2 separate regions of the Homo sapiens genome follow, and region 2 is linked to region 1. The links are chromatin contacts, found by Hi-C or POLR2A ChIA-PET in ENCODE. All regions are on one chromosome and are shown on one strand. The core of a region is the stretch at or near the end of the contact, and the rest is flanking DNA. Distances in the headings are between cores, read along the strand shown.

Evidence for each region. Hi-C counts contacts between places; a loop is a spot of excess contacts on that map. ChIA-PET counts read pairs that join two places held with the same protein, here RNA polymerase II (POLR2A). Pooled maps may share reads with other maps.
Region 2: a loop to region 1 is called in a map of CD8-positive, alpha-beta T cell, with 6 times the contacts of the local background. The contact joins the promoter of FNDC11 here to the promoter of RTEL1 in region 1. A Hi-C loop is called at or near these places in 12 of 168 maps with a recorded cell type or tissue (B cell, CD14-positive monocyte, CD4-positive, alpha-beta memory T cell and 7 more), 29 of 37 single-sample maps with no recorded cell type and 16 of 50 pooled maps. POLR2A ChIA-PET finds 5 or more read pairs at or near these places in 19 of 52 experiments (B cell, CD4-positive, alpha-beta T cell, CD4-positive, alpha-beta memory T cell and 16 more).

The regions. Positions count from the first base shown.
Region 1 is chr20:63,655,330-63,660,104 of GRCh38, reverse strand. It overlaps RTEL1 (regulator of telomere elongation helicase 1), which reads right to left and starts at 1,793. Exons shown (of 35, transcript NM_001283009.2): 1 at 1,639-1,793; 2 at 601-872. The coding sequence starts at 702. RTEL1-TNFRSF6B (RTEL1-TNFRSF6B readthrough (NMD candidate)) reads right to left here and starts at 2,295. Exons shown (of 38, transcript NR_037882.1): 1 at 1,639-2,295; 2 at 601-872. RefSeq lists enhancers at 1,169-1,218, 1,369-1,438, 1,559-1,718, 1,739-1,828, 1,859-2,098.
Region 2 is chr20:63,551,704-63,556,379 of GRCh38, reverse strand. It overlaps FNDC11 (fibronectin type III domain containing 11), which reads right to left and starts at 2,221. Exons shown (of 2, transcript NM_001319152.2): 1 at 2,174-2,221; 2 at 1-726. The coding sequence starts at 716. RefSeq lists silencers at 2,130-2,379, 2,650-2,789, 2,810-2,959, 2,980-3,039 and enhancers at 2,730-3,024, 3,320-3,409.

The DNA of each region.
Region 1 (4,775 bases), core at 544-3,043:
GTGGCAGGAGGCGAGACATATTGGCAGCAATGCTGCTCTGTTACTCTTTACTCCACCGAGATGTTTGGGTGGAGAAAAGCATAAAACTAGCCTACGTGCACATCCAGGCATAGTACCTTCCCTTGAACTTATTTGTGACCCAGATTCCTTTGCTCACGTTTTCTTGCTGACCTTCTCCCCACTATCACCTTGCTGTCCTGCCGCATTCCTCTTGCTGAGATAGTGAAAATAGTAATTAATGAATACTGAGGAAACTCAGAGACTGGTGCCGGTGCAGGTCCTCTGTATGCTGAGCGCCGGTCCCCTGGGCCCACTTTTCTCTCTATACTTTGTCTCTGTGTCTTATTCATTTTCTCAGTCTCTCGTCCCGCCTGATGAGAAATACCCACAGGTGTGGAGGGGCCGGCCCCCTTCAAAGGACGATCGTTTTTACTTGTCAATCCTCTCTCTGACCCCACCTGGAACACCAGCCCTTTTTATGACAGACGCTGCCTCTGGCCCGGAGGGGCCTGGCTGGAATGGGCCGGGAGAGGGAAGCACACCCCGTCCTGGCTGAAGCTCCACCCACCCGCAGTCCTTTCCTCGGGGCCTGTGCTCTACCTGCTGCAGACATTCCAGGACCTTGGTCATGTACTCCTGTTGGCATTTGTAGGGCTGGAAAGGGAAGTCTACGGTCACACCATTCAGGACTATCTTGGGCATATCAGCCTGTTCTCAGAAGGGCACAGAGCGTGGCTGAGGGGCAGGCTATTCGGGTCTGTGCGAAAAAACCACTCCGAACATCTTAGGGTCTCGGGCACTCCTGGTAAGCGATGCGAGCATGTGCACTGGGACACAACGCTGTTCTCTTCGAGAATCCCTATGGCACAGACCTGGGAAAGACAGTAAGACTCTGTTTGTAGACAGCCTTTGTGGGTACCGGGCTACTTTCCCAGGCGTTTCCATCAGTCCCTCCTGCGGAGAGGGTTGGAGAGCAACCCTGGTATATCCCATCTCGAGGAGCTGGCGGGGCGAAGATGCGAAGTGGCTGGGCCTTGCCTTATCCTCCCGCCCCACAACTCCGTCCTTCTCTGGAAAAGACGCCCACAGTGCTGCAAGTTCCGCCTGCAGTAATTCCGCGACTTCCACAAGAGCGTGAGGGCTGAAGAGGCAAGCGGCACCCCTCCCGGCCTCACCAGGCGCAACGTCAGAGCGGAGGGTCTGAACCTCCGGCCCTGCCTCTCCAGCCCTCTGCCCTCCTGGCTGGCTGGAGTCCATTCCCCATCCGCCCGGGTGGGCAACCAGATGCAGCCAAAGTAGCGAAAGAGCATGCCGGGATGCCAACCCGTGCAGCCCTCAGCAAATCACTCAACTTCTCTAAGCCTCAATCCCGCCCGGGAACTGGGACTAACAGAACAGACGCGGACACACTGAATGTCGGCCCTTCCCTCCAGCCCCGGTCAAGGGCTCAGCCAACGCCGCGGCGCCAGCGCCACGAGCGCAGGAAACTACAGGTCCCAAAATGCAGCGCGGCCAATCCGCCGACCCGCGGCCCCGAGGGCGGCTTGGGGCCTGCCGGGAGCTGTAGTTTCGAAAAACCGCAACGCGCCTACGAGCCGCTCGGGTAAAAGAACCACTTGTAGGGTCACTGCGACTCACTGCTCACTTGTCTCCGCGGCGAACCTTCCAGAACCGGGGTCCCTCAGGAACTCAACCGACTCCAGTCGAGGGCCGCCACCCGTCCCCAGCTGTCAGCCAGCTCAGAGTTTTCGCGGGCAGAGGCGCGCAGTCGGCGCTGAGCCCACTGCACTTCCGCCCCCCACTTCCGGTCCGTTGCTTTGTGCTCCCGGCGGAAACTGTTCCCCCGCGGAGGGGGTCCGCCTGCTCTTCGGCTCCTCCAGGCCTACACGGCGTTTTGCGCGTTCTGTGTCCGGCTCCGCTGGCCAGTGAACCTCACTTCCATCGCCCACAGGCAGAAATCTGGGGTCCCGCCCGTCTCCTCCCTTGATGTCATTCCCCCACCAGGGTCTGCGTTCCACTACCGCCTCTCTAGGCCGAGCCACCACCATTGCCCGGAGAGCTGCACGGGCCTCCTCCCCAGAGGCATCTTTTTACTGCTCGAGTGTGAGCCGACCGCTTTCCTGAAAATTTGAAAACGGCTGCGCCTTGCCCAGGACCCGGCTCCTGAGAGCCCTGACCGCCCCCTCTCCTTCCTCTCCTGCGTTCCAGCTTCTGCTCGGCTCACTGTCCCGCAGTGGTCCCGGCGGGCCTCCCTGAGTCCCCAGCACCCGGCACTGGCTGGCAGCAGGGCTGACTCCAAGAGCGAGGCCCGCACCGTTCTGTGGGGTCAGCCCAGCGTCACGGATGTTTGTCTCAGGCGGCCCCAGCTCCCATGCCCCAGAAGGCCCCAGAAGGCCCCAGGAGGGAGTTGGCGCTGCGTGACCGCGCACGGCCGGCAGGCAGCACTTCTTCGTGGCTTCTTCATGGCTGTGTTTAATGTCCACTGACGGCACATGCGAATGCCATGCGTGCCCACGCTCCTGGGTGTGAGATAGTGCTCGGAGAAGCCCCAGCACTCACTGGCACCCAGCCCCATGTGCCTGTTGTGGTGAAGGAACTGCAGGCTGCCTATCTGAGACTCGGCAGGGAGTTGAAGATGAGGAGACCAGCCACACACACTCGTTGAATGAATGGGCACCAAGCACAAGTTTCAGTGCCCCCCATACATGCTGATATGGTTCGGCTCTGTGTCTCCACCCAAGTCTCACCTCGAATTGTAATCCCCACGTGTGGAGGGAGGGACCTGGAGGGAGGTGGTTGGATCATGCGGTCAGTTTCCTCCAGGCTGTTCTGACAGTGAGTGCTCAGGAGACCCGATGGTTTAAAAGTGGCAGTTTCCCCTTCTCTCTCTCTTTCTCCTGCCGCCATGTACGACCTGGGAACTGGGACTAACATAGACTTCACCTTCTGCCATGATTCTTTTTTCTTTGAGACAGAGTTTTGGCTTTTTGCCCAGGCTGGAGTGCAGTGGCACAATCTTGGCTCACTGCAACCTCCACCTCCTGGGTTCAAGTGATTCTCCTGCCTCAGCCTCTCAAGTAGCTGGGATTACAGGTGTGCACCACTAAGCCCGGCTAATTTTTTATATTTTTAGTAGAGATGGAGTTTGACCGTGTTGGCCAGGCAGGTCTTGAACTCCTGACCTCAGGTGATCCACCCGCCTCGGCCTCCCAAAGTGCTGGGATTACAGGCGTGAGCCACCGCGCCCAGCCAGATAAGTCCTCTCATTGTCCACACTTTCTGGGTGAGAAAGTGAGGCACAGAGCGTTGAGCAGATTGCCCAGAGCCTGCTCAGGAGCCAGGAGTTTACCTTTTGCAGCCACACATCTCATCTCCTGAGAGCAGTGGCCAGAAAAGGCTGTCCTGTGGACTGAGCTGAAGTCTGAGTCATCTGCTCCTTGCCAGCTGCTATAGGAGCGTGCTGGCCTGGGGTGGTCAGGAACTCCTGTACCCCTGCCCTCTTCCTCTAATTGCTGACGTACCCACAGCTCCAGCATACAGCAGGTGCTTGACAGATGTCTGTTGAATGACTGAGTGTCCTGCTGAGATATAGGGCTCCTTCTAGGAGCCAGAGTTAATTTCTTTCTTTCTTTTTTTTTTTTGAGACAGAGTCTTGCTCTGTCGCCCAGGCTGGAATAGAGTGGTGCGATCTCGGCTCCCTGCAACCTCCACCTCCTGGGTTCAAGCGATTCTCCTGCCTCAGCCTCCTGAGTAGCTGGGATTACAGGTGCATGCCACCACGCCCGGCTAATTTTTGTATTTTTAGTAGAGATGGGGTTTCATCATGTTGGTCAGGCTGGTCTTGAACTCCTGACCTCGTGATCTGCCCACCTCAGCCTCCCAAAGTGTTAAGATTACAGGTGTGGGCCACCACGCCCAGCCAAGCCAGAGTTAATTTCAAGAATGCAGAGGTCTGATAAAAGTCACACTTTATGAAAAACATTTTTTTTTTTGAGGTGGAGTCTTGATATTGTTGCCCAGGCTGGAGTGCAGTGGTGGGATCTCGGCTCACTGCAACCTCTGCCTCCTGGATTCAAGTGATTCTCCTGCTTCAGCCTCCAAAGTAGCTGAGATTACAGGCACCTGCCACCACACCTGGCTAATTTTTGTATTTTTAGGGTAGATGGGGTTTCACCATGTTGGCCAGGCTGGTCTCAAACTCCTGACCTCAGGTGATCTGCCCACCTCGGCCCCCCAAAGTGTTGGGATTACAGTTGTGAGCCACTGCACCCAGTCAAAACATTTTTTTAACTAGCACTAATGTGCATGTGAAAAACATCTTTGAAATGCTCGTGCACTTTCTGCATTTGATCTTGGTGAGAAGTCAAAATCTGCTCCAAGACCTGGCACTATATTGGGGCAAACAGTCAGTACAGCTATTGTGTGCCTGCCAGCATGCTGTCATTACTCCTATTGCGTGTGCCTGCCAGTGCACTGAGAGTCAGTACACCTATGGCATGTGCCTGCTAGTGTGCTGTCAGTACAGCTGTTGTGTATGCCTGCTAGCACGCTGACAGTCAGTATGGCTGACAGTCAGTACCCCATTGCGTGTGCCTGCCTAGGTGCTGACAGTCAGTACCCCTGTTGTGTGTTCCTGCTAGTGCACACTGTGCACATCTACTGTGTTCCTGGCACTATGCCACGGGCTTCCACACACCTGGTCCCTGTGCTCCAGATGAGGACACAGAGGCTCAGAGAGGGCCTGGCCAGAGTCACAATGAGTGTGAGGCATTGCG
Region 2 (4,676 bases), core at 972-3,471, 100 kb after region 1:
TGCTCCGATGTGGCTGGCTGGATGGTGACGAACCAGCGCAGCCGGGCCCAGTCCTGGTGAGCCGCCGACGCCTTTCGGTCAAACACGACAGGCATCTTGGTGCTCAGCATGAGCCAGATGTGCGGGATCTTGGTGGCACTGACATCAGACACCAGGCGGTGCTTGACGTGTAGCCGCCCCGGCACCATCATGGTCAGGAAGCTGTCCATGACGGCCGACACGTCCGCCAGCCGCCGCTCCACCAGCGCCCAGTCGGCCAGGAAGGGCCGTGGGTCTGGCGACCGGAGCAGGGCATCCAGCTCAGCACGGCCATGGTCGAGCTGTTCCAACAGGTCCCCGAGCAGCAGGAGCTGGATCTTGGTCTGAGCTGTGCCCACCTTCTTCATGCGCTGGAACTTCCAGGGGTCGATGAGCTGGAACAAGGCGCTAGGCAGCACCAGCGGGTTCTGGTCGCCCAGGGCCAGGTGCTTGGGCAGGACCTCGATGTAGTAGGAGCACTTACGCAGCAGCTGCATGCGGGCGTGGTGGCGCTTGAGCAGGTGCGGACTCAGGTCCGAGGTCAGGAACTCACGCAGGGCATTGCGGCGCTCGGTGTAGGTCTTCCACGCCTCTGGTTCCAGCAGCTGCTGGTCATCTGCCTCCTCCTGGTCCAGGAAGGACTGGGGATTGCCCAGCTTCATCTTGTCCAGGCCCAGGCCTGCCACATGGGTGCTCATTATCCGGGAGCTGGGGGGAGGGCTGGGTGTCAGCTGCCAGGCAGGCTGGCCTCCCCTGGGCTGTGGCATGTTCGGGGGATGGATTCAGCCCACTGACCCCATGCTGGACCTCTGTCCTTCTTCGGGGGCACAACTCGATGGGAAGAGGCTGCCTGGAGGGCTGGATGGGCAGCCTACAGATCTGGACACAGTTTATACTGAGGGGCAAAAACCTCTACTGACAACCAGTGGCCTGTGGGACAGGACAGGGAAGAACTAGGACTGCGGACTTCTGGCCAGAACCGCCTGACCTGTGGCCTTGCAAGGGCCCCAGTTCCTAACCCTGCTGCTGAAAGGGGTTGCTGGCACCCCTCGGGGCCGTGGAGAGGGGACGGCGTGGTCCTAAGCAGCACAGGATCCCCCTCGGGGACATTCGCGGGCCATCCTCCCGCTCCGGTTCTCCCTGGGGACGCTCCACGCCTCACCGCAGTTGTAGGGCACAGAGACAGGCCTCACCAAAGACGAGGCCAGCTGGCTGGTCAGCATGGGAGGAGGGCGCCCAGGCCTGGGCCCGGAGGAGCAGCCCTCCTCCCACGCTGTGGGCCCTCGCTGTGGACCCGGGATCCTGTCCCTGGTGAGCTCATGGACTCCACAAGTGACACTCCATTTCCCAGATGGAGCCTGAGGCTAAGAAGCTTGGTTCTTGTTCTCATCCAGGGCTTGAGCCCAGTGCTGAGCCGAGTCTGACCCTCTGTCCGTGGGTGCACCGGCTGAGTGCAGCTGTGGCCCCAGGCTCTGCCGCAGCTCCCTGGAGAGCAAGCCGCACCCCTGGTTGCTGCCCCGGCTCCCAGCAACCCTGGAGATCTCAGGTTGTCACAGCCACTTGGGCCTTGGACGACCCACAAATGAGAGCTAAGCAGTTGCTGAGTTCCCCAGGGCCACACAGGTACGTGGTGAAGTCATATCTGCCCGGGAAGGGTTGCCCTTTTGGGCGTGAGGCAGATATGACTTCACGAGCGCACTCCTCGGGAATCCCTCGAGAACAGGCCCCTGGGGGCAGCAGGGAGTGTGTCTGGGGTGAGGTGCCAGCTGAGAGCAGGACCCCAGGACCCCAGGCCTAAGCCCTGCTCTTGCTGGAGGCTGGGGCGGATTTCACCGCTGGAGGGAAACCGTGCCTCTGTGACGTGTGAGGGATGTTTTCTAGTCTCCAGCAGCTGCCCAGGTGGAACACCCAGAGAGGCTGGTCGTGAACCCGGAAAGGTGGTTCTGAGCCCCTCGCTGCTTCCTACACGCCCCGGTCCCAGGCCCGCTTCCCTGAGACCACCAGGTGCCCGCACTCTACCCCCTCCACCACACTCCCCTTGGCTCCCCTGGCCCGGGCCCACCTCCCCGGCCGCTCTGCCTGCCCCTTACCTTCTCGAGACCCCCAGCCCTCCTCTCCCGGCCCCCGCCGCCGCCCCAGGACCGCGCCCACTTGCCCTGCCTCTGAAGCGGAGCCGCGCGCGGACTTCCCAGAGCCCAGCCTCCCTCCGCACTCCGCGGGTTGCCCTGGGGACCAGCGGCCTTTGTGACGCTGCGGCCCGGGGGCGGGGCGGGGGTGGGGACCCGGGACCCCGAGCCGAGTAATCTTCCATCCGCTTCGCTTCCTGGAGAGCCCCAGACTTCTGGGGGCCCGCGTCCCCGACTGAGGGGCCACGGCGGGTGGCTGGTCCAAGAGCCAGGCTCCAAGGGGGGTTCCCGTCCCGGAGCCCTTCCGCGGGCGCACCACTCCCCACGCACCCCCGGCTTCGGGCGGGGCGCAGGAGCCTCGGGTGACTGGGAGGGAGTTCCTGCTCAACCCCCCAGTCCGAGCGCACTCCTCGGGAATCCCTCGGAGGAATTTGGGAGAGAGGCAGTGGCCGGTGACCAGGCGGATGGACCACCCAGCGCCTGGACAGAGGAGAGGGGCGGCTTCCCCCGCCGCGGGCTCTGCCCAGCAAGGCCCCGCCCATTACAGATGCCACCCATTACAGGCTCCTCCCACCGCAGGCTCCCCCCACCGCAGGCTCCTCAACCACAGGCTCCTCCCACCATGGGCTCCCCCCTCCCCCGCAACGGCCCCTCCCATCATAGGCTCCTCCCACCGCGGGCTCCCCCCACCACGGCCCCTCCCACCACAGGCTCCTCCCAGAGCAGGCTCCTCCCACCGCGGGCTCCCCTACTACGGCCCCTCCCACCACAGGGTCTTCCCACCACAGGCTCCTCCCAGCGCAGGCTCCTCCCACCGCGGGCTCCCCCCACCACGGCCCCTCCCATCATAGGCTCCTCCCACTACAGGCTCCTCCCACTACAGGCTCCTCCCACCATGGGCTCCTTCCACCTGGGGCTGCCCAAGCTCAGGCACCGACCTGACTCTGGATAAATGGGGTCTCCATAGCTCCAGGGAGCCCCGCAGGGGAGCTCTGAGGCCATCTGGTCCCGTCTGTATCTGTTCAGTTGGGCTCAGGGCCTCTGGGATCCCCCCGTTCCCCCACAGCACACCCCAGCTAGCTGGGGGTCTCCTGGGGTCACAATCTTAGACACCCCAAGGTGCCCCTCCTTCACCTTCAGGAAGATGCTGGAGGAAGACACCCTTTCCATCCTCCTCATCTCCACCCCCACGGAGGTCAGTGCTGGGGCCTCTTCCAGGATGGGCGTCTTTGAGCCCCTACCAGGCTGTTCTGTAACTTGAGCCTCCCCCCTCCTCCCGGTGACCCCACCCTGGAAGAGCTTTCCCTTGGTGCATGGAGGCCCCAGGGGTTAGGCCTGGCAGGAAGTGGGTGGATGTGGGTGGTTTTTTTTTTGAGATAGCGTCTTGCTCTGTCACCCATGCGGCAGTCTTCACCCCCGGGGCTCAAGTGATCCTCCCACCTGGGTCTTTCTGATCCTTCCGGATTACAGGTGTGAGCCTTGCACCCAGTCCTGTTGGGTGCTGTTTCTGCCCTGCCCTCCCTGCCTGGGCTGGAACTCAATAAATGCCAGCTATTGTTATTGTTATTTAGGGCTCCAGGGGACAAAGCCGGGGTTGTTTGGAGAAGGGGGTGCTGTCTGACGCGGAGGGTTGGGAAGCAGTAGGAGTTAGACCCCTTACCCCCGGCCCTGCAGCCCACTGACGGAGAAGCGGGGTGGGGGCAGAGCAGCCTCCCCTTCTCTTTTGGGGCCAGGCAGGTCCTGGATGTCTCCCCTCTCCTGGGCTCCACCCTACCCCCTTTCTTTCAATTTCTGATTTCTAATCTAATTTTTTAAAGTTAAACTTTTGGCCAGGCTCGGTGGCGCAGGCCCATAACCTCAGCACTTTGAGAGGCCAAGGTGAGAGGATCCCTTGAGGCCAGAAGTTTGAGACCAGCCTCGGCAACACAGGGAGACCCCTGTCTCTACAAATAATTTGAAAAATTAGCTGGGTGTGGTGGTGTGCACCTGTGGTCTCAGCTACTTGGAAAGCTGAGGCCGGAGGATCACCTGAGCCTGGGAGGATGAGGCTGCAGTGAGCCAAGATGGTGCCACTGCACTCCAGCCTGGGTGACAGAGGGAGACCCTGTGTCTCTAAAAAGAATAATAATGGCTGGGCGCAGTGGCTCACGCCTATAATCCCAGCACTTCGGGAGGCTGAGGCAAGCAGATCACCTGAGGTCAGGAGTTCAAGACCAGCCTGGCCAACATAGTAAGACCCAGTCTCTACTAACAATACAAAAATTAGCTGGACGTGATCGAGACCATGGTGAAACCCCGTCTCTACTAAAAATACAAAACACTAGCTGGGAGTGGTGGCAGGCGCCTGTAGTCCCAGCTACTCGGGAGACTGAGGCAGGAGAATGGCGTGAACCTGGAAGGTGGAGCTTGCAGTGAGCCGAGATCACGCCACTGCACTCCAGCCTGGGCGACAGAGCGAGACTCTGTCTCAAAAAAAAAAAAAAAATTAGCTGGACGTGGTGGTGGGCGCCTGTAGTCCCAGCTACTCAGGAG